3 separate regions of the Homo sapiens genome follow, and regions 1 and 2 are each linked to region 3. The links are chromatin loops, found by intact Hi-C in ENCODE. Cell type or tissue: heart right ventricle. All regions are shown on one strand.

What was found. Peaks named below come from ENCODE experiments on the same cell type or tissue, not always from the same donor. Only the 100,000 strongest peaks of a DNase experiment are listed, where the experiment ranks them.
Region 1: it touches region 3 in a loop (6-fold over the local background); 13 of 110 quality-filtered maps call a loop at or near these places.
Region 2: a loop joins it to region 3, with 4 times the contacts of the local background. A loop is called at or near these places in 6 of 110 quality-filtered maps.

What each region holds. Positions count from the first base shown.
Region 1 is chr13:39,672,137-39,680,136 of GRCh38, reverse strand. It overlaps COG6 (component of oligomeric golgi complex 6), which reads right to left. Exons shown (of 19, transcript NM_020751.3): 5 at 2,558-2,669; 6 at 517-599; 7 at 92-162. Among named protein-coding and RNA genes, the nearest start is that of MIR4305, 12 kb to the right of the region's middle. In heart right ventricle, a CTCF peak has its summit at 3,636 (motif pointing right); no DNase peak of the experiment used is centred here.
Region 2 is chr13:39,047,978-39,055,977 of GRCh38, reverse strand. It overlaps NHLRC3 (NHL repeat containing 3), which reads right to left. Exons shown (of 7, transcript NM_001012754.4): 7 at 5,869-8,000. LOC105370169 (a long non-coding RNA gene) reads right to left here and starts at 2,906. Exons shown (of 5, transcript NR_187783.1): 1 at 2,650-2,906. In heart right ventricle, a CTCF peak has its summit at 4,669; no DNase peak of the experiment used is centred here.
Region 3 is chr13:39,141,629-39,149,628 of GRCh38, reverse strand. No RefSeq gene overlaps it. Among named protein-coding and RNA genes, the nearest start is that of NHLRC3, 110 kb to the right of the region's middle. In heart right ventricle, a CTCF peak has its summit at 4,502; a DNase peak (open chromatin) is centred at 4,488; H3K4me3 peaks cover 468 bases; H3K27ac peaks cover 1,910 bases.

The sequences.
Region 1 (8,000 bases), 530 kb before region 3:
AATCAAAATATATCAAATAAAGACCAAGTAAAATTTTAAAAAACAACTACAAATGTTCATGAATCTAGACAACATAAAAGAAATCACTTACTTTGAGCCCATCGGTAAAGTCTTTCATAAGCCGTTTCTTGAAGTAAGGCCATCTGTTCCATAATTTCTAAACTAAAAAAAAATTAATGATTATAATTTAAACTTTAGTCAACAGATACATCTAAGCACCTAATTATTTTGTTTGCATATTACATATTACAGCATATTAACTTTTTATCATTTTATGGGATGATTTTTCAATAATTTTCTACAATTAAATAAATGTCACATTTTAACCATCACTTATTTATCAACTGCTGTTTTAGCCTAAACCTGTCAGAGTATAACTTCACCATTCTCTAAAGATAAATAAAGATTAAACTTCTATTTCACAAAATGCTATATAGTTCACAAACAATCTAGAATATCTTTAAAATTTTGGAAACATAAGCAGCAATGCAATTAGTTCAGTGAGCAGTTACTCACCCTGCCGTTTGTTGATTTGTACGCAAGAGAACTTTGACATCATTATGAATCTGTTTTACTCTTCCCAGTGCCTTGAAAAAATCCTTTAAAATTAAGAATGTGACTTTATGTCCATGCTTCAGGCAAAATTGCATTATTTAAAACTGAAAGGTCACTACCAAGGGCAAACAAACTCTTTCACCTATTTTAGGGAAGCCTTCCTATACTGATCTCAACTTTCTCTAAGTTTTCATAGACGGTGTAACTGGTATTTATTCACATTTTAAGACATATTAATATATTAATTCAGTTTCTACTATGTGCCAAATAGTGTTGACAGTTGCCAGGAAAATAAAATTTATAAAGACAAAAATCCCTGTCCTCAAGAAGTGTACGTAGTCTAGTGAGAAATGCAAAACTAAAAATTACTACATGAAAAAAAGTATTGTGTATTACACACCTTATTACTTAAGCCTGGCATTCTTATTGCTGAAGATGATGTTTTATGTATCTGTTGTATACTCATTATTGCTCCCTCGTCCAAGAGTAGAATGCAAAGTTAAATATATAGGAGGTGACAGATGCCAAACTGTTGATTGATATTTAAATGTACTGGAGGCTTAGGTTTCAGAGTGCCACAAATAGTGTTCCACCCACGAAAAATAACGGATGTGTTATTTTTCTTTGATGAATAAAACTTAAAATAATAATAATAATAATAACCCTCATTTTCTAATTTCTACCAAGGGGAGAAAAAATGATATGTCAAATATTTCATATGTGCAAAGTTCCTCAAAACATGAGGGCAGTACATACTAATACATAATATCTCTATTAATTCTCTCACCTATTTACCTCTCTACACCCAAATGACTGGTTCCATTTTAGCCAAGCCAGTAAAAGTGATACCTACTCAGAGACACTCAGTGAGAACCCTTCCCCACCTCAAGAACCCTTCTTGCCCTCTGATCCCACAATGATGACGATAGGCTTAAGTTTACAGTTCTTCCCAGCGAGAAGACCAAAAGATTCCTTTCTGGAAAAATTGAATGTCTTCAAGGAAAAAAAAAGAAACGAAACTTTTTCTTGTTATTTAACATTTTGAGAGGTTATATAATTCTGTCAGCCAGTTTGGAAAAAATGGAATAGCTTAAAAAATTAATTAGATGAAAAAACAAGTGATTTCTAACCCAAGGAAAGACACAAAGTTATAAAAGAAAGAACATGCAATCACTGTAATGTCACTGTAATGAAAATGAAAAATGTGTGGGTAGGTACTATGGCTCAGACCTATAGTCCCAGCACTTTGGGAGGCCGAGGTAGGCACATCGCTTGAGCTCAGGAGTTTAAGACCAGCCTGGGCAACACAGTGAGATCCTATCTCTACTAAAAATTAAAATTAAAAAATCAGCCAGGAGTGGTGGTGCATGCCTGGATACCCTAGCTACCTGGGAGGCTGAGATGAGAGGATCACTTGAGCCTGGGAGGTTGAGGCTGCAGTGAGCTGTGTTCGTGCTACTGCACTCCAGCCAGGTTGACAGAGCGAGACCCTGTCTCAAAAAAAAAGGAAAAGAAAATAGAAAATGTGGTCTAACTGTACTATGATGTATGAAGGAGATAAAGAGAACATATGTGTGTACTATCTGTGTTGGGGGAGGAGACAGAGTGGGTAGAAGGCTAAATCCTCACATTTCACAATAGAGAATCAATAGAAAATAGTTAACATAGATAATCAAAGCATATTCTTTTTAACTATAGATCTAGAATATAGAATTTACAAAAGAAGCAATTAATAACATTGAAAATGGTTGACAAAAGACCTAGAGGTGAGGAAGAGTAAAATAGGTGACATAGATTTTCTTTTTATAACTTTGACTCTTTTTAAAAAGTACATGTATTACTTTGAAAAATATAATTAAAATACACATCTTAAATTTCCAAACATAAAAATATTCTCAGATGAAACTTTTTTTAATGGGAAAATAAAGCTTCAAAAAAGCAATTTCTCTCTAATATCTGTAACTACTAAACTTTAAATGATTATAACAGAAAGCCAGGATACCTCAGTAATGGGTCCTTCTCTTGTACCTCGGAGAAGACTCATTTCATCAGAAGTCAGTTGGAACTTGGATAAGAAGGCATCTGCAACTTGAGCTCTTATCTCTAATTTTTGGCTGTAATTTTCAAAACAAGCAATAAAAATCAAGCATCTTACACAGTTGCATAGCTTTAAAACAAATTCTATCTCAGACATAATAAATTTTTAAAACAAAGGTATGAAAAGTTCTCAATATTTTCAAAAGTCTTGTTTCTGCCTCAAATATTAGAATTTTATCAGACATGTAGGTGATAAAATTAGCTAATATTGTTCTATTTCAGATACTTGCACACAATAAATGGAGTTGATCATTACGCAAAAGAACAAATAAGTCCATGCATGGTCCCTGCATTACAAATTTGCAGCCACTTACAAGTACTTAAATAGTTCACCTTGCAGTTTGCTAGATGCTTTTATAAGAGAGAAATATGTTCCTGTTTTCAACCAATTTCTTTTCAGTCACTAAAACAATTCCTAAGCCTTTTAAGTTTTCACATGACGTACATATCAAAAATCAAATTTATTAGTTTATTTTATGTTATAGAAGAACTCCTTTATTAATTCTCCATAAATTGCTAGTCACTTATCCACTTTGGTCTTCCCCACTTTTTCTACAAAATATAGTAATAAAAACAACCTTTTAAATTATATGAGTGCAACCTATCTAAACTAGCTGACGGAAAAAGGCACACTCAAGGACCTATGGGACTGAGAAGAATCAATACCCACAGGCAAGTTAGGAACACAAACTACTTGAACAGAAACTCAACATTCCTGGTTTCTGTATCTCAGAACTGAAAATATATAAATAAAGTTATAAAAGTATTTCACTAGCAATATTCAGAGAATAGTAATATTCCACAATTAAACAAAATTCAAATAAGAATGAACAAAGATAAACATAAACACTATTTGTATAGATGGTACAATGCATCTGCCACCTCTGTTTTATTTGCACCTTTGGGATGGAGGTTTTAAATTCAAAGTTGAATGCTAATGCTCCTACTGAATAAAGAAATTTACAAGCAAAAATCCTCCAGGTGGCAGCAAAGATCTGTTTATTTCAAATGATAAATCACCTAATTGAATATACACAGATTTAAATGTCATGTTCTTAATCATCTTATTATTGATATCTAAAAGTTATCTTAATATTTATCTTATTTTTGCTTTGTTGCCTGTGCTTTTGAGGTCTTATTCAAAAAATTCTTGCCCAGTCCAATTTCATGAAACAATTCTCCTATTTTTTTTCTGGTAGTTATACAACTTGGGGTCGTATAGTTTACTCTTTAATCCATTTAGAGTTTATTTTTATGTATGGTGAGAGATCATGGTTATCAGAGGTTGGGGAAGATAGTGGGGAGAAGGGGACAGGAAGAGATTGGTCAACGAGTACAAAGTTACAGTTAGGAAGAGTAAGTTCTACTGTTCTATTACAAACTAGGGTGACTACAGCAAATAACAATGCAGTGGTATTTCAAGATAGCGAAGAGTTTGAATATTGTCACCACAAAGAAATGATAAATGTTTAAAGTGATAGATATGGTAATTACCTTGAAACATTACATTGTACCCCATAAATATATATAATCATTATATGTCAATTATAAATTAAAAATGAATTTTTAAAAGCTTAAAGAGTTACCTTAACAGGTTTTGTTTTATATTTTTAAAAGTTCCAGTCATTATCATTAAGAATTTAAAGTAATTATAAAATTTCATCAAATTCCTTGAGACTATGCAAATTAACCATGTGAAATAAAATGTTTTTGGGAGCTTTTTTGGATCTATCTTTAGAATCAATTTATTAGGCACAAAGGAAAATTTGTCTCTTTAGTTTATAGTTTCATTTTGTTGTAACCAAAACAAATGCTACCCACCTTGATCATACCCCTTAATCATTACAATTCATTCCAAATAATGTGGATCTAAAAATCAATCATGAGATAAAGACAGAAACACAGGCTCTATATATAGCTACAAAAGAGATGGTGCAAAAATATTTTTATAATGGGCACAGTACTAAAACAAGAGTTTAATATATCAAGATGGTAACTTTAAAAGTAGTGACAATAAATTCTAATATATTTTTTATTATCATATTACTCTAGTTTTACCACATGTATTCTTTCCAGGTAAATTTTCACAACCATTCTGACAGGAAGTTATTGTTAGATGGTCCAGTGATTTGGTTTGGGAATATTCACTCATTCAAATAACATTATTGGAGACTCACAATGTATAAGGCCTATGCCAGAGACGAGTGTGATAAAAGGCACTTATGACACAGACCTTGTCCTTACTTTACATCAACATATGGAACTTTTAGAGGGCTTTCAATGTCTAAGTAAAAAGTATAGGAGATAAATATTAACATAACATATAAATTATAACTTCTAGCGTATTTAAGATTATGTTTGTGCAATCACTGTATATTATATAAATAAATAATAATATGTGAAATATACACTATGGAAAAATACATAATAGATCAAACTGAGGTAGATCTATATGTACTAACAAAATGATCCATAAGGCATTTTATAGGTATAAAAAGTTGCGAGAAAGTATGTATAGGAATCCCCACTTATTTTTAAGAAGTAATTACAATGGTCCCCCCTTATCCTCGGGGGATATAGTCCAAGACCCTCCAGTGGATGCCTGAAACTGCTGACGGTACCAAATCCTACACGTACTGTTTTTCAATCTGATAACTGAGACGGCTACTAAGTGACTACTGAGTGGTGGTGTATATAGCATCACACATTAGAAAAAGGGATGACTGATGTCCCACCAAAGTGGGAGCCAACCACTTGAGATTTCATCATGCTACTCAAAATGGTACATAATTTAAAGCTTACAAATTGCTTATTTCTGAAATTCTCCATTTATTACTTTCAGACTGCAGTTGACCATAAGTAATGGAAACCACACAAAGCAAAACCATAGACAAGGTTGGGAATTACTGTATATAAACACATGTACATCAATTTTCAGTATGTCCAGTCGTATACTGCCTAAGTATTTAAAATAAACGGACTACTTAATTTTCATGATTCCTTCAAATCAGCCCAGAACATGATTTATGAATCCTGTGGTACTTTTCTTTTTCTTGAAAACTTATCTCTGTCGTATCTTAATTCTACCTCTAGGTTCACCTACACCAAATAATTTCGAAATAATTTTTTAAATGGACATAAGATATAAACCAAAACAAAAAAAGTAAAGAAATATAAATGGCAAAACAAAATGAGAAACATGTCGATTCATCACTATTCGATGATATGTAAATTAAATGGTGTGATACCGGGGCCTGTCGTGGGGTAGGGGGAGGGGGGAGGGATAGCATTTGGAGATATACCTAATGTAAATGACGAGTTAATGGGTGCAGCACACCAACATGGCACGTGTATACATATGTAACAAACCTGCACGTTGTACACATGTACCCTAGAACTTAAAGTATAATTTAAAAAAAATTAAAAATAAAAATAAAAAATAAAATGGTGTGATAATATTTTTCATCTACATTGGCAAAGTTTTTAAAGATGATATCTAATGCTGATAAGGGTTTAATAAAATAGACAGAATGGAAGTAGAAATTGTGATAATCTTTTTTGAGAAAAATTTAGGCATTATATTTCAGGACACTTCCAAAAATGATCCTCTTGATATAAAAAATCATAGGAAAATGAACATAAAATATTAAGGGAAAAAAGTAAAATATTAACAATACACACACATACTCACTCTGGAAGGAAATATACCAAAATATTAATTGTGGTTCTATCTGAGTGGTAGAGTTATATATGATTTTAGTTTTCCTTAAATTTTATACAATAGATTTATATTAACATTATGTCAAAAAAATTTAAGAAAGAAAAGGCAGTTTTTTACACTTAAAAGATTCCTTTTACCTAATTCATATGATGGAAAGATAAGTGAAATAACCTGTTTGACAGGATCTTAAAGAATCTGCTTATCATTTACAATCCTTAAGAAAAAGTATTTCTATAATTTTTTTTGGTTCTAAAATAGAAAAAAAGAAGAAACTTTTCATTTTAAGTTTTTATAAAGTATCAAACTGAAAGTTAAACGTTTTTGAAAGACTGGTTAAAACTCAATAGAGATAAAATCCTGTAATGAGGTTGTTTTCTTGTCAGCATTTCCAGTACCATGCCATGATTTCAAAACCTGATAAATTTCTAAATTTTTATCTTAGTATTTTAAAACAAATAGATAAAATAACTTCAATACAAAAATACATTGAAAAATAAAGCACATACAAATGACAAAAAAGATAAAACGAGCTACATCAAAATTTAAAATGTGCTATAAATGATATCACGAATGTGAAGATAACCCAAAAAATGGGAGAAAATGGCTGCAAATAATGTATCTGTTAACAAACCTATATCCAGAACATATAAAGAACTTTTACAACCAATAAATAAAAACACAAATAACCTAAATTAAAAAATGGGTAAAGGACGTAAATAGACATTTCTCCAAAGAAAATATGCAAATACCAATAAGCAAAAAAAAGATGCTTGACATCATTAGTCATTAGGAAAATGCAAATCTAAACCACAATGAGTAGTACTTCACACCCAGTAGCATGGCTATCATCAAAATGACAGATTAAAAACAAAGATGTACAGAAACTGGAATCCTCATATGCTGCTTTTGGAAATGTAAAACTGTGCAGCTTCTTCGGAAAACAGTGTGGCAGTTCCTCAAACACTTAAAGAGTTATCATATATGATTCAGCAATTCTACCCCTAAATATATACCTAAGAGGAATAAAACATGCCCACACAAAAACTTGTAAACAAATATTTACAGCCAGCATTATTTGCAATAGTCAAATAGTGGAAATAACCCAAATGTCTATCAACTAGTGAGCGGGTGAACAAAATGTGGTGTTGCTATACAATGGAATACTATTCAGCCATAAAAAAGGTTAAAGTAACATGGATGAATCTTAAAAGTGTTTATCTATGTGGAAAAAGCTAGTCAAAAAGGGCCACATACTGTATGATCTTATTTGCATGAAAGATTCAGAATAGGCAAATTTAGAGAGGCAGAAAGTAGGTTAATGGTTCACTAAGGCTGGATAACTACTAATGGTCAGGAGTTTTCTTTCTGGGATGGTGAAAATGTTGTAATTCAGATCATAATGATGATTGCACAACTCTGAATATACTAAAACCAATAAACTATATACTTTAATTTTATGATATGTGAATTATATCTCAACAAAGATGTTTTTATAATAAACAAAAAAGGATCTACCTTTTGAATTACAATTACATGTATTATTATAACTGTACAAAATACAGCTTAAAAGGCATCTAATACATTCTTCCAGCTTGATACTTTCCACTCCTTAATAACATTTAGTTAA
Region 2 (8,000 bases), 94 kb after region 3:
GTTCAATTATACTCCAAACATTAGCATCATGCAATATACCTTTGTAACAAATCTGTATATGTAGCCCCCCAGAATCTAAAAGTTGAAAATATATATAAACAAGTAAAATAAAAGGCATGATTTTGATACATAATTGCACTAATCTATTTAATAATATAGTCCATTAAAAATCACTTTTATTGCTATTGTTGATAACCAAAGTTTCTTCTGATATCTATAATTTGTGGAAGACTATGGAAACTTTTCAAGTTGAGCCAAAAAAAAAAAGAAAAGAAAAAACAAGAGCTTGTTTTTTCCAAAGAATGGATAAGATTTCATTAAATGAGAATTATTTATATTTCCTTCTTTGCCACAGCTACAAGAAAACTCCAAATTAACTTAATATTTTATTGCTGTAACTATTACTAATCCAGGTTTCCAATAAATGTACTTTCTATAAAATGTTTGTTTGACATTACTTTTTCTATTTTAATGTATTCTTTTATTGTAAGGAAACTCAATTTCCTTTTGGAGATGGAAGAAACATAATTAGTAAATTGTATAAATAGAACTCTACTGCCCTTTGTGTTTCAAGAATAGAAGTTCCAAGCAAGACATCATGATTAAAATGTTTTCCAATAACATAAGAAAAATAATCTGTAACATTCATTACATCAACATATTGTCTACATCAATGTCAAAAGCCAGTTAATAAAATTAAGTATTCTTAATAAAACTCTAAGAGACAAAGAACTGAAATATGAAAATTACCAAAACTTAATAGCAAATATCGTATTATTAATAATTGGTGTAGTGCAAACATTTCCATTAAAATCAGAAATAAGATAAGGATATCCCCCTATCATTCAACATTGTTTTAAATAGTGTAGCTAATGTAATAAAATTTTGAAAATCAAACAAGCAATACAAATATTGAAAGATGTATAGTTTTTTTCAGTGCTCCACCCACAAAATCCAAATGTCCATAATAGCTAATTAAAATAATTAAGGTTAATTGTTAAATTAACTCATTAAATTATTAAATTAAATTAATTAAGGTTAATATATTATATATAAAACAAATTGATTCCTTTTCTCTATACCTCCAATAACTAAATAGAAATGGGGAAAAATCCTACTCTAGTATCGGTAATAAATGCATGGAATAAATTTGATACAGGAATCTAAATTTGTCACGAGAAAAAGGCACAGCATCTATTTTTTTAAAAAAACTTGTAAAATCTTAAAGGACATAAGACATTGGAATGACATATTCCTGGATACAGAATCTTAAAACAATAAAAATATCCATCTTTCTCAAATTAATGCAGTTTAACTCAGTATTACATTTCTTAGGAATGCTTTCACCTGCAAGAAAACATTCAACTAACAGTGGCTTTAGTCACATTTAATTATCTCCCATAAAAAGAAGTCTGGAGAAAGGAAATACAAGGACAATGTAGTGGTTCCCTAACATGCTAAAAACCCAGGCTCCTATCTTTCTGCCTTAAGATTGCTGCTTTGTGGCTTCATGGTTCTGAGACGGCTACTGCAACTTCAGGCATCACTTCCAAGTTCAAGGCAGGGAAGAAATGGATAAAGGAGTGATGCTGCTATTTTTTAAAATCAAAAAAGCAAATGCTTTTCTAGAAGTCTACCAGTAGACTTCCAATTATGGTCAGAGCCACGTCACAGAGCTACCTCTAGTTGCTAGCAGGCTGAGGAAGTGAGCACCCAGCTCTTCCAGTCGTTACAGTAGTGGAAGGAAAGGCAGAAGAACACTGAAAATGGGTATTTGCTTAACCAACTAAGTGTTAATGTATACCATAAATGTTAACCAAAATCCCATTTTTCCTCTCAATTTCCTCTGTCTCTCCAACTAGAATATAAATTGCAGAAGGTGGGAGTCTTTACCTTGATCATAAATTACTTGTTGGATAAACAGCATTAATGCCAACTAAAAATAGCCATGTTTTTTAAAATGGCATTTCTAAATGATAGATGCTTTAGTATATTACAGCCTTACCTTTAATTTTCAATACTGTGACTAAACACAGAATTATATAATAGGGAAGTTCATGTGGTCTCACCATTCTCCCAAACCCTGCCCAAAGGTGGTAGCATGACTGCCATTGTCTGATTGAAACACCACACGTGAATCTCTTAAGGTTTGTTGAGTGCTTATTGCATGTCAGAGACAGGGCTTAATGCTTTACATGCATGATCTTATTTGTATTCACAATAATTCCATAAGGAAAATACTAGTATTCCCATTTCACAAATGAGCAAAAAAATGAGGCATAGCTCAAAACAATACAAATTAGTTGCAGGGCGTGGATTAGAACGTAGGTCAACCTAACTCTGGATTCCAAGCTGTGAAACACCAAGCTTTACCACATCCACTGCTACAGCCCATTCCACTGCTAGAGGAGGGTTCTTTTATTGGGCTGATCCAATGGACCACTCTATTATTTGTACTCATTGTCTTAGTTCTGGAGGAAAGTGCAGAATTCTATTCACTCTACTACATGATCACCCTCTGAGACTTCAGAATTATTTCCAAACACTGTTATTTTGGTTACCTGCTTGTATTAGTCAGGGTTGTCTACAGAGACAGGATGAATAGGATAGATGGATATATGAAAGGGAGTTTAAGGAGTACTGACTCACATGATCCACAAGGTAAAGTCCCATAACAGGCCACCTGCAAGCTGCGGAGCAAGAAAGCCAGTCCGAGTTCCAAAACCTCAAAAGTAGGGAAGCTGAAAGTGCAGCCTTCAGTCTGTGGCAGAAGGTCTGAGAGCCCCTGGCAAACCACTGGTGTAAGTCCAAACGTCCAAAAGCTAAAGAACTTGCAGTCCAATGTTCAAGGGCAGGAAGCATCCAGCATGGGAGAAAGATGAAGACCAGAAGACTCAGCCAGTCTCATCCTTCCACGTTCCTCTGCTTGCTTTTATTCTAGCCACGCTGGCAGCTGATTAGATGGTGCCCACTCAGATTGAGGGTGGGGCTGCCTCTCACAGTCCATTGATTCAAATGTTAATCTCCTTCGGCAACCCTCTCACAGACACACCCAGGAACAATACTTTGCATCCTTCAATCCAACCAAGCTGACACTCAATATTAACCATCACACTGCTTTTGGGTTAAACAGTTTATAGGATGCCCCCTTAAAATGTAGTAGCCAAAGGAAACAACACCACGGAGCTATTTACTAGATATATAGACTATCTTGTCGATTAAACTGCCATTAAATCTACACTTCAATGTTGTCTAAGATTGCAACATTTTTCTTAACAAGGCTTGTAATATTTTTGGCCAACAAACTTTCCAAAACTTTTTCAAATAATTTGTTGCCAAACCAGGTGTCCTCCGATGAGGACTTAACGTTTAGCCATGTTGTTTCAACTGTCTTGATCCAGTTCTTCTGACCTAGTTGGGCATAATGCCCTTTAGATGCACATTTATATTTACACATATGCACACAGACTGCACAAACGTAACCCCCATACGCTCCACACAAAACTGAATACATTTACCTCAATTAATGTTGATTAAAAACAAACGTACATATAGTTAGTTCCTTCATCCCTTTAGTTAAGTAAAAATAAGTATTTCAGTTCAATACAGGAAGCATCAAAATATTTAAATACTTCTTTATACACACTGTGAAGAAAAATGTTATAAAAACATTTAACTGGTGATTGTGACAATTTGTATATAAATGTCGTATTGTAAAAAAAAATTTCTAACACATATTACAGTAACTAATTCTCACTAGGAACAAATCTGAGAATCTGCACCATGCAACTAAAATTTTCTTCCTTTGATAAAGCGGCTGAAAATTGAGAAGCAAGTTTATAATATCAATTTGTTGTGACTCACGCAAATTAATCTATTAAATTAATTTAAATTAAAATTAATTTATTTAAATGTAACTCATGTAGGACATGCTTGTTTTAATGTTACAGTGAGTTTTTTATTTATGAATTACATAGAAGCAGAATTAAGTCATATTACTTCATTGTTTACAATGGAAAAAATAAGTTTTAAGTAGTGTTATTTTTCATTGCTCAAATTCTATTCAATTCTTATACACCAAAGGAGCATCTACATGTCATTTAGCGTTTAGAGGATTAATTTATAAACTCATGGATTCCAGAGTAGCTGATGAAGAAATGACCTAAGAGTCTTTATAAAAAACTTATTTTTCTTATTTGTAAAGTAGCAACCACAAGGTGAAATTGTTTTTTTTTTTTATACAACAGCAACAACGACAACAAAAAACAACTACTAGGGAGAAAAAAGAATGATTCCCCACTAATACAAATTCATTCTCTATTGTACTAAACTCACACATTCAGATTATAGTTTCACCTTCATTTAAAATAAGTTAATTCACTTCTGGCTGTTAGTCTGAATTACTGAAAAGGTTTAAACTTTTTTTTTAATTGTGGACAAGTCCAATTAACCAGTAAAAAATTTCCAACAATGCTTGGAAAATGTTTCACCCATAAAGCAATTTCCTTAAGATGTAAGCAAGTGGCAGAAAAAAGAAAAACAATGAAAGTATGGTGAACACTGTAGCTTCAATTAAAAAAAAAAACAACCAAAGTATGAAGTTTAGCCCATGTTTGATTTCAAGAAATGCTTATAAGCAGAACGCTACTGACCTCTTGTGTATCAAGAATGTAACATAACACAAGTGCCAAAAATGGTATCTCCTAAAACTACTAAAAGACAAGGTTTAAGTAGCTTGTTTTCCCAACCAGGTAGGGAACTATTAGAGCAGAGGACACTTGACTGAGTGCTTTTATATGTTTGTTGTCTCAAAACTTTTTACTGAATCAATAAAGATGATTATTTTGATTTTTTATTGTTGCTGAAAATATATAGCAGAGAATACAACAAATTAAAGTAATAAATTTAGGACTTTTAAAAACTCTCATTTATTTTGGTAAGCCTAAAAAGCAAAAATTTGAGTTTCCATTTTAATGCTGACTATCCAATCTGTCCTGTTTTCAAATGCAAAAGTGCTTAAAAACAGCAAAGGCAAAACAAAATAGGACTTTATTGCCGTAGCCTTACACTACATTGCTTGAAGCAGTCTTTTAATCTGTTAAGTGACCTAAGAACAAAGTCCTAGCACTTTGGGAGGCGGAGGCGGGCGTATCACGAGGTCAGGAGATCAAGACCATCCTGGCTAACACGGTGAAACCCCATTTCCGCTAAAAATACAAAAAAAAAAAAATTAGCCGGGTGTGGTGACGGGCGCCTGTAGTCCCAGCTACTCGGGAGGCTGAGGCAGGAGAATGGCATGAACCCGGGAGGCGGGGCTTGCAGTGAGCCGAGATGGCGCCACTGCACTCCAGCCTGGTCGACCGAGCGAGCGAGACTCCTGCGCTCCAGCCTGGGCGACCAAGCGAGACTCTGTCTCAAAAAAAAAAAAAAAAAAAAAAATTCGTGGTAAATCTCTGTTCACCATCAGATTTCATCCAAGTTTTCTCTGATCGATAAATATTCCACTTGAAAGACCCAATCTGATGGTACAGGTAGGGAAAGATAGAGCTAAATCTATAGCCTTTGGTTTTCTAATTTAGAACACTTTCTCCCCTCCCCACTCCAAGAATAGACCTAAAAAGTAGAAGTATAAAGATGTTCCACTTTTAATGCAGAAATGTAGACAATTAGCTAGTTATTACTGTCAGTTGTACCCTCCCACCACCTCAAAACAAGCTACATTCTTTAAATGTTCTAAGCAACTTCTAGTCATATTTATGCACATCAGCTTACACGCTATATGTGTGAAAAGTGGGATATTCTTTCAGCATCAACTTGTGATTTCATAATTGCTGAAATTCTTTAAAGGAATAAAAAGTTATAGACTGCTTTTGTGACAATAAAATCAAACTTTAATTGGGGAGCCAGATAATATTGCCTTTTCTTTCCAAAATTTTAATTTATACTTTTTAGTAAAAAACATAACACATTTCTCATTCATTTAACCAATTAATCCAAAGGAAAAAAGTGAAGTACTATAATCACAGGTACACTAACAAACACTTTTACAAAGACATTCAGAAATATTTGCAGCAGGTTTTATAAGACTCTGATATAAAACAAAGTAAAATAAAACGTTTTGAAATGGCAAAATCGGTTTACCTAGCCTGAATTGCTTCAAAGAGGCATTTGCACTTCTTGTCCTGGCTTAATAAAACAAAGTAAAATAAAACATTTTGAAATTTCAAAATCAGTTTAGCCTAAATTGCTTCAAAGAGGCATTTGCACTTCTTGTCCTGGCTTAAAAACAAACCCTGAAATTACTTTCTTTTATCCAAATCAATTGACCATATTAATCTGCATAAAGTCTATGAGGATACGTTTTGATAAATGCTATAAACACAAAATTAAGGCAAATCTGATAGTTATTGTCAAATAAATAGCACATTTAGAAGGGCCTTTGTTAATAAAATGCCTCTAATGTATCCAGAGGTATAGATTTCAAAGGGCAAGTCTGTACCTGTTGCACATCTGATTCTCACAGCATTCATGAAAGAGGAGACAATGATATTCCCATTTCACTGAAAACTAAGGTGACTTGTTTAAGGTCATACAGTCCGATCAGTGGCACCAACACATTTACCAATGGCCTTGGAATACAGAGTACAGGGCTTCCTGTTGGTAGATTTACCTTCCTAACCTCACGGAGATGTGATCCAAGTATCAAAACAAGTGTGAGTCCCTTCAGGTCTGGAAAATACTCCAGCCATAACAGGTGAAGAGGAAAGTCAGCTCAAGATTTGTCATATGCTACACAATTTACAGTAAAACACTGGGAAAAGCAGGAAGCTGATGTGAGGAAGGGTGAAGAATGATTTGAAAGATTACAAAATGGCAAAGTTCCTCCAAAACCTATAATAAGCTAAAACAAACTGGAAAAAAAAAAAAAAAGGTCTTAATTGGGAAGCCAATATTCACACCAAAGGAGGGAGTGGGAGGAGAAGATGTAGGAGGAAAGCAGGAAATTATCATCTTAACAGCTCAAAGGATTTGGCACATATCCATGTTATCTAAATAATCTTGAAATTTCTTTGAGGTAGACAAATGTTAGGAATAAGTTGAGTTCATGTAAAACAAAAGAAAGAAAAAGAAAAAAAAAGAGAAGGAAGCTCTACAATCCTTAGTTATTTGTAAAAACCTCTTTTACTAAAGTGCTTAGATGCCAGCCATTTTATTCCTACATTTAAAGGCTGACTGACATTAAATATCTTATAGGTAATGGACAGAAGCCAAGTTGGGCTTTAAAAAAGGCCTAAAAGCCTATCAAAGTTTACAGTACACTTCTAACTTTTTATACCTTCTTTACTTGGAAATTATTGTTTTCTCCTCCTTGTCCCTTGGTAAGCTCCTCCTCAGTTTTCAAGTCTGAGCTCAAATTCACTTCTCCTGCGAAGTATCCATGATTCCCTCAGTCAAATGCAGCACTCCTACTCCAAAAGTCCCACTATGCTCCAAGGTCGCTTTTGCTGTGTTGTGACTGTTTGCCTGCTTGTCTCCCCACTAGACTGCAAGCTACTCAAAAGGCAATCCTGCTTTTTCATTTTTAAGTCGTCAAGACACAGCACTCTGTGGGTACTCAAATTAATCAATAGTTCATCTTATTTACAATCTCTCAAGCAGCTCATTTTATGTTAGTTGCACAATCTGGAGGTCTGGAGTTCTTCACATGAAATTTAATAAATTATCATGCAAGCTCATTTTTATTCCCATTTTTTTTACCCAGGGAGAATCAGTCTACCAGGGCAAATAATGAGGTTACCACCTTAGTCCCTCTTCCCAACCCCATTTTTTAGTTACTTTCCTTTCATTAAAATATCCTTATGCACTTACAAATAAAACTAAGTCCCAAGAGGGCAACAAAATATAAGATTCTTAATGATACAAAAACAAATCTTTCTGATACTAGATCTTTTATACTAGAAAAATAAATTCTTGTGCTTGAACATCATTTTTAAGCACTT
Region 3 (8,000 bases):
TTGACATTAAGCTTAATCATTTGAAGAAACCGGTGGTTTTCTATGAAGTAAAACCAATAGGATTGTGATCATTGAGTCCCTTCCAATTTGGAAATTATCAGATACATGACAAAATGCTGAGTTTTTCAAATGTATCAGGATCCTTGCTAAGGCAAGGGAAAACACAACTTTAAGGTCCAACGGAGATGCGTGTGAATTCTGCATTAGTTATTTATTACCTATGAAACCATGACCAAATTACAAACTCTGAGACCCAGTGTCCTTATTTGAAAAGTAAGGTCAATATTGGCTGTCTCTTATGTTTCTTATAAAATTAAAAGCAACAAAAATCGGGTTAAAAATTATATTTACTCCTTGGAGTTGATGTGAGGATTAAATGAATTAAGACATGTAAAGCAGTTAGAATTGTGCACATACAAAAAAATGTGTGTTGTTATTTTATTATTATAAGACTCTGCACAATGTCTGGCACATATCAAATACTCATAGGTGTCACTTCCTCTCTTTTTGCCTACCGTCTGGATATTTAATCTGCCAGAATACTTTAAGCAGAAAGCTCCTCAACTCAACAAAGGTGTTAAATTGGTTTTAACTGGCTGAGTGATTTTGAACTCTTCTTTTATCTCTTCCAGTTTATTTAAATGACTTATTTCTTCTCCCTGTTGCGAGTCCTCTTGACTGTGATAGTGAGCACGATGAACCTCACGCCCCATTTAGTACATAAAGCTTACTCAGTACTGTTCATCTGCTATCTTACAAGCTAGGTGCTCTCTGCTGTTTCCATGGGTAGAATAATCAGGCTGCCTGTGGGAAATGGCAGTTGTGAAAGACCGATGAGTATAATATGTGGTCTGAATTCGTATCAGCCGCTGCCAAATTAAGAGTGAAACCACAAAAACATTTCTCTAAGCACAAGCAAAACATGTTACAGTCTCAACAATGGTGTTGGTAATTAACCCATGGAGAGTTACAAATGGCCAATGACTCATTGATTTGAGCAAATGCAATTACCTCTAGGAATGTGCTGTGCTGATCCTCAGAGTGTATGAATGGATTTTCACAATCATTTCCTGGAAGGCTGATGACATGCTACTTCAGCAAAAATGAGACTAAACCTGGATCCAGTTGACAGATGTTAAATGTAATCTTGACATTGGAAGTACATCTAGTCCAACACCCTCACTTTAGTTTAATTTAATTGTAAATACAGTGGGGAGATGTGCATGTTTGTTACATGGGTATATTGAGTACTGGTGGGGATTGGGCTTCTAGTGTATCTATTACCTAAATAGCAAACATTGTACATGATAGCTTATTTTTCAACCCTAATTCCCCTCCCAGCCTCCCTGCTTTTGGAATCCTGTGTCTATTATTTCCATCTTTATTTATGTTTACCCATTGGTTATCTTCCACTTGTATGTGAAAAAATGCAGTATTTGACTTTCTATTTCTGAGTCAGTTCACTTAGGATAATGGCCTCCAGCTCCATCCATGTGGCTGCAAAAGACATGATTTCATTATTTTTTATGGCTGTGTAGTATTCCATGGTGTATATATATCATATTTTCTTTACCCAGTCAACTGTTGATGGTTCCATGACTAAGTGGTAGTTATCCAGTCAACTGTTGATGGTTCCAACCTAAGTTGGTTCCATGACTTTGCTATGGTGAATAGTGCTGTGATGAACATACAAGCGCAGGCAATATTCTCACTTTAAAAAAGATGAGACTGAGGTCCAGAGGGGCTGAGTCTAAATATTTTATTTGTGTAAGGTAGATAATCCAAACTATAGAGCTAGCTTTAATGGGACATCTAAAATTGGAGTATTTGGTGACTGAACTTCTACATACATTTACAAACATATTTTGTATGTGACCAAAAAATGTTGAAAATATCAGAATTTATTTAGGTTCAATGATCAGAATGCTTGAAAACCAGATGACCCAGAAAATCTAAAGTATATTATCATGATTGCTAAAGACTATACATGTCTTACACCTACTGAAAGCTGAGTGTTAAGAAAGTGGATTCTGGATTCAGACTGCTTGGGTCCAGTTAGTGATTCTGCCTCTTCCCAACTGTGTGCCTTTCAGCACATTGCTTTTTCTGTCTGTGCCTTAATGTCCACATTTGTATAATGGATAATAATAGTTGATAGCTACCTTGAACAGTCAACATTAAATAAATTAATATAAAGCATTTAGAAGGGTGTCCATACATAATAAGCACTATAAAATATTAGCATTCTTATATTTTAAACCCTCACAGTGATATTAACTGAGAGACTCATTTTCAGTTTTAAAGCATTCAATAGCTATGTGCTGGTGGAAGAAACTTCAGGGAAGGAGGCTACATAAGCAGATCCTGGTGATAGGGCTTTGCATTTATAGTCCATAGTTTGGAAATAATTGTGGTCCTGTGGTGATCTTTTTATGATTTTATTATTCTATGATTTTATTCTTTTTATCTTTCATGGTTTTATTTTTATCTGTTTCTTTGGAAAATTCATTTCTAAGTCAATTTTACTTCAACCTGTTCTTAATAATAGTCAAAATTTCTTATTAAGGTCATAGTAGAGGTCTTCATTAAAACATATGCTAATTGAGAACAAGATTCTCACCATTTGGTCTGAAGAATCTCTGTTCTAATGTGCCCAACTGCCTTGAGTCTGTTTCTCTCTTATGCACAGGCCCTGACCCCACCCAGCCAGTCTGAATGCCCCACTTTGCTCTTCCCATAGTCCATGTGCATTCTAACCATATCTTTCTTCTGTAAGGAAACTATTATTTTAAGAATGTTAAGTAGATTTGGAATGATCTATTTGATAATGACTCAACAACATATGATCATATTAAGACCTTTACCAAGCTCTGGGCTAGATTGTGGGACACCCCTCTAACCCATCCCAATACCCACAGGGTATAATTCAAAATAAAAAGAATATTACATCATGAAACTGGTTTAATGCAGTCCAATAAATTCTTATTTTTTTTCCCATGATGACTACTTTGGTGGTGTTTTGAAATATCCTGTAGAAAGACTTTACATAAAACTTTTCTCATTTTTGATACTCATGTCTTCTGGGAAACCCTTAGTTAAATTTTCCTTTATAGACCGAAAACCCCTTAACATTCACCAGACTGGCAATAAATTTTGCCTCCTTGTGGGAAATGTGAGATTAACAAATGGAGACTGTTGTCTACTGTACTGAAATAAATCATACAATGCATTTCTATGAAAAACAAATTTCTCTTTATTATGAAAGAAAATGGATAATCTGTCTGTCTGGGGCTTCTAAAAGTTGTTAGGCACTGAGCAAGGTTGACTTTGGAGACCAAGTCACGAAGCATGACCGACCTTTTGCCCTTCCTTATTATTACTTTTTGTCCCAGTTCAGACCAGATGGTACCTGAGACAGCAGACTTCTTGGCTAAGGTAAAAGACCCCTTGACCATTACATCCTTAATGTGGAATGTTAATATTCCCTTCCCAAAATGAAACACTGCCTATGACCATCAAATTGCTGTAACTATGCACTAACCTTACATGGAAAATGTTGAGACCCTATTCAGTTTCCCCAGCTTTTGCCTATATTAACAGCCCTCAAGCGTCTCCTCTTCGGTGCACTGACCCTATCTTTTTGGAGTCTCTGTCCTTACCAGTGGTTTTTTTCTGACTTTGTGCTTGAATAAACTCAATATTTAATCATATTGCCTGAATCCTAATTTAAGGTTGACAAATTAGCGATTATGAAGGAGACCTTCCCAGTCATTTCACCAGCAGCCAGATCTTTGATACCAGCACAACTGATGTATCTTCCACCCTCACCAGAGTTAACAGGAATCCCTGGTAAGGTGCCTCACCTTGGTTGAGGATTCAGAATTTATTCAAGCTGTACCTTCCTAACTCAGTGGGGTTGGAATTGAAGTTCTGTTCCAAGGTAGAAGATTCATTTGTTATTCTGTAGAGATTCTAATAGCAGATTTCTAGCTTTCACTTTCTGTGAAGTTAAGATTTGTCTTGAATTATTCCTTAGAGTTTTTACAACCCTTCTGTCGTTCAAAATTTTGGTACAGAGACAGCTTCCCTTTGAAAAGATGTGGTGAAAGGAAGTGAATCTTTGTGACCTGCGGGAAAAGTTTATAGTCTTTAAAACTGGCCAGGTTCTGAAGCTTGGTTCAATTGACAAATCCAGACTTTATTTATGAATAACCAAAAGTATAACAGGCTCCCTGTGAGGACAAAATAAGTCCCAAAGATAAGAGACACCATTTCTCGCTGCCAGATGGTACCTTAGGTGGTTTAGTTCTAGTGGGAATGTCAGAGTTAATCACTCATGATGAGTAATAGTCTCATACGAAACCCCTAAGAAGAACATAAAGGTAGCCTCACTTAATTCAGCTGGCACACATAAAGGATTGATCAACTAGCGCGGAAAGTGCCAAAGTTTCTTGGGATTACCGAGACGCTTAAGAGGGAAGAAGTGACTCAAGGGTGACACCTTGAGGAGCCATCCCCACAAGCAGCACACTTGACTCAAAAGTATTTTGGTCATGCAGGAAGGAAAGCACTAAATTATGGGCAACTGAGCATCTAAAATGAACTCTTCCTTCTTAACGAGGACCCACCATTAGAAACATCAGCTAGATTTGTGTTTAACACCTATAGTGTATTTTCATGCAAATATTTAGAAAATTGATCACACATAACTCCTGATGACCCCAAATTACAACGGCCAAAATGCACTACCTTTAATGCCTAAATTAGTTAACTTGCATGCTCAATTAGAAAAAGCTGACTCTGAAATAGAACAATTGTGAAAATTGTTTTCAACGGTATTTGGAAACTTCCAAAAGGGGTTCTGATAAAGTCCTTTCTCTTCAGGAAGGAAACAAAAAAAGATGACCTAAAACAATTCCTGTATTTAAAAAGACTGCTAAAATTTCTCCTCCTCCTTTAGCTCCTTCTTCTCTTTATCCTTCATGGTCTGGACTGCCTTGCCCATTTGTACCTTCTGTTCCTCCTCCTTCTCCGACACCTGCTGTTTTGGCTCCATTTTGTGAACAGCAGGTGTCTGGTGAAGGATAACCTGCTTTGGTTTATTAACCATGGTCAAAGGTACAACTAAAACGAATAATTAAAGAATTCCCAACCCTCACAAGGACTCTATTAGTTTTGCCAGCTAATTTGAACTGAATATTCAAGCTCATGATCCTGGTTTTTCTGATTTATATTAATTAATTCACATGTTAGTAAGAGAAAGTAAAGCTAAAGATTGGATAGCTAAGGAAAATTGGAGGAACTCCTTTGGAGACTTTCTGAAATTTTCAGAAACTAATTGTGAACATGCCTATGATACTGCTAAATCTTTACTTGATGCTATCTCTTTAGTCTTTCAGAAATAGTTAACTAGAATAAAACCATGTCAACAAAATCCAAATGAGTCGGTGATGTCATATTTTGGGAGATTTTAAAAAATATATTTAAACACTCAGGATTATCTGAAGTGAGTTATGCTAATCATTAAAATGATACTCTCCTCAATTCCAATTTCATAAATGGGTTAGATGAGAAATTAGCATTCATAGAAATAAGACAATGCTGTAGTTGGGCTATTTCTCAAACACAATTTGTTTAATCTTGGCAATCATTTGTCTTGTACCTTAACTAAGGAAGAAAGAGGAAAGAGTGCAAACAAAAGAGTAAGGCTAATAAATTTCTGAGTTTACAGTTGAAACAACTATATATCCAATCTGGGTCTCTAAAATGTCCCTATAAACCTCAAAATGAACCCAACCCTCTGCTTTGCAATTATTGCAAAAAGTCAGACCACTTTTTTAAAAGTTGTGGATTTTCGCATTGATGATCAGGGATATTGGCCTGAAATTTTCTTTTTTTGTTGTGTTTCTGCCAGATTTTGGTATCAGGATGATGCTGGCCTCATAAAATGAGTTAGGGAGGAGTCTCCCTTTTTCTATTGTTCGGAATAGTTTCAGAAGAAATGGTGCCAGCTCCTCTTTGCACCTCTGGAAGAATTCGGCTGCTAATCCATCTGGTCCTGGGCTTTTTTTTGTTGTTAGGCTACTACCGCCTCAATTTCAGAACTTGTTATTGGTCTATTTGGGAATTTGACTTCTTCCTAGTTTAGTCTTGGGGGGGGGGTGTATATGTCCAGGAATTTATCCATTTCTTCTAGATTTTCTAGTTTATTTGCACAGAGGTGTTTATAGTATTCCCTGATGGTAGTATCAGTGGTGATATCCCCTTTATCATTTTTTATTGTGTCTATTTGATTCTTCTCTCTTTTCTTCTTTATTAGTCTGGCTAGCTGTCTATTTTGTTAATCTTTTCAAAAAACCAGCTCCTGGATTCGCTGATATTTTGAAGGGTTTTTTTGTGTCTCTATCTCCTTCAGTTCTGCTCTGATCTTAGTATTTCTTGTCTTCTGCTAGCTTTTGAATTTGTTTGCCCTTGCTTCTCTAGAAGAACTCCAGACTTTATAAAGCATCTAAAAATATCTGTTATAAATACTATATCAATACTTGACAATAAAAGCTAGACACAAAATATAGTTTCTGATCCCTGTCTGAAATTCTTCTGAAGATCTGCTGATTGCCCTTTTCCATGGAAGCTAAGGGAATGGTTCTTGCTGGTTTAGTTTGTGTTCTCTGTGATCTACATGGCTTTGTCCTGTGAGGTCTGATATGCTTTAGAATGTCTTCTTCCAAAACACAGATCTCTAGTCCTAAGTCTTTATTAGTGTGTTTCTCTGCAATGTTTGCTTTCCTCCAATGGCCCTGAAACATGTGGCTGTGATTTTGCTGCTGCAGTTCACTGAGATTTCAAGCTCAGCTTTCTGAAACTTTGTCTATGTTCTCTCTGACACTTGCCTCCTCCCTGTTCTGCCCCTTTTCATGATGAGAAGGGAATTTTAAACTATTTTGTCAAGAAGAATAATTTTGGTTTGCACGTGCACTAAGTCATTATGGACAAGGTTTCCATTGAGGCATTTTCAACAATAGCAGAAAGACGTCTGCTATAAATGACCATCGAATGGGAATTCCTTAAATAGATTATGGTACATCCATATGTAGGAAATGATACAGCCATGCAAAAGGAAGCTTTTCTGTACTGATATGGAAAGCACTTCAGTCTCCATTAAGAGAGAAAAGCAAGGTATGGAAGAGTTTATACAGTGTGCCAACATTTCTGATAACATTTTAACCAGCTCCTGGATTCACTGATTTTTGAAGGACTTTTCATGTCTCTATCTCCTTCAGTTCTGCTCATATCTTAGTTATTTCTCATCTTTTGCTAGTTTTTGAATTTGTTTGCTTTTGCTTCTCTAGTTCTTTTAATTGTGATGTTAGCATGTCAATTTTAGAACTTTCTTGCTTTCTCCTGTGGGCACTTATTGCTATAAATTTCCCTCTAAACATTGCTTTAGCTGTGTCCCAGAGATTCTGGTACATTTTGTCTGTGTTCTCATTGGTTTCAAAGAACTTACTTATTTCTGCCCTCATTTCGTTATTTACCCAGTAGTCATTCAGGAGCAGGTTGTTCATTTCCATGTAGTTGTGTGGTTTTGAGTGAGTTTCTGAATCCTGAGTTTTAATTTGATTGCACTGTGGCCTGAGAGACTGTTAGGATTTCCATTCTTTTGCATTTGCTGAGGAGTGTTTTACTTCCAATTATGTGGTAAATTTTAAAATAAGTGCGAAATGATGCTGAGAAGAATGTATATTCTGTTGATTTGGGGTGGAGAGTTCTATAGCTGTCTATTAGGTCCGCTTGGTGCAGAACTGAGTTCAAGTGCTGAATATCCTTGTTAATTTTCTATCTCATTGATCAGTCTAATATTGACAATGGGATGTTAAAGTCTCCCACTATTATTATGTGGGAGTCTAAGTTTCTTTGTAGGTCTCTAAGAACTTGCTATATGTATCTGGGTGCTCCTGTATTGGGTGCAAATCAAAACCATAATGAGATACCATCTCACA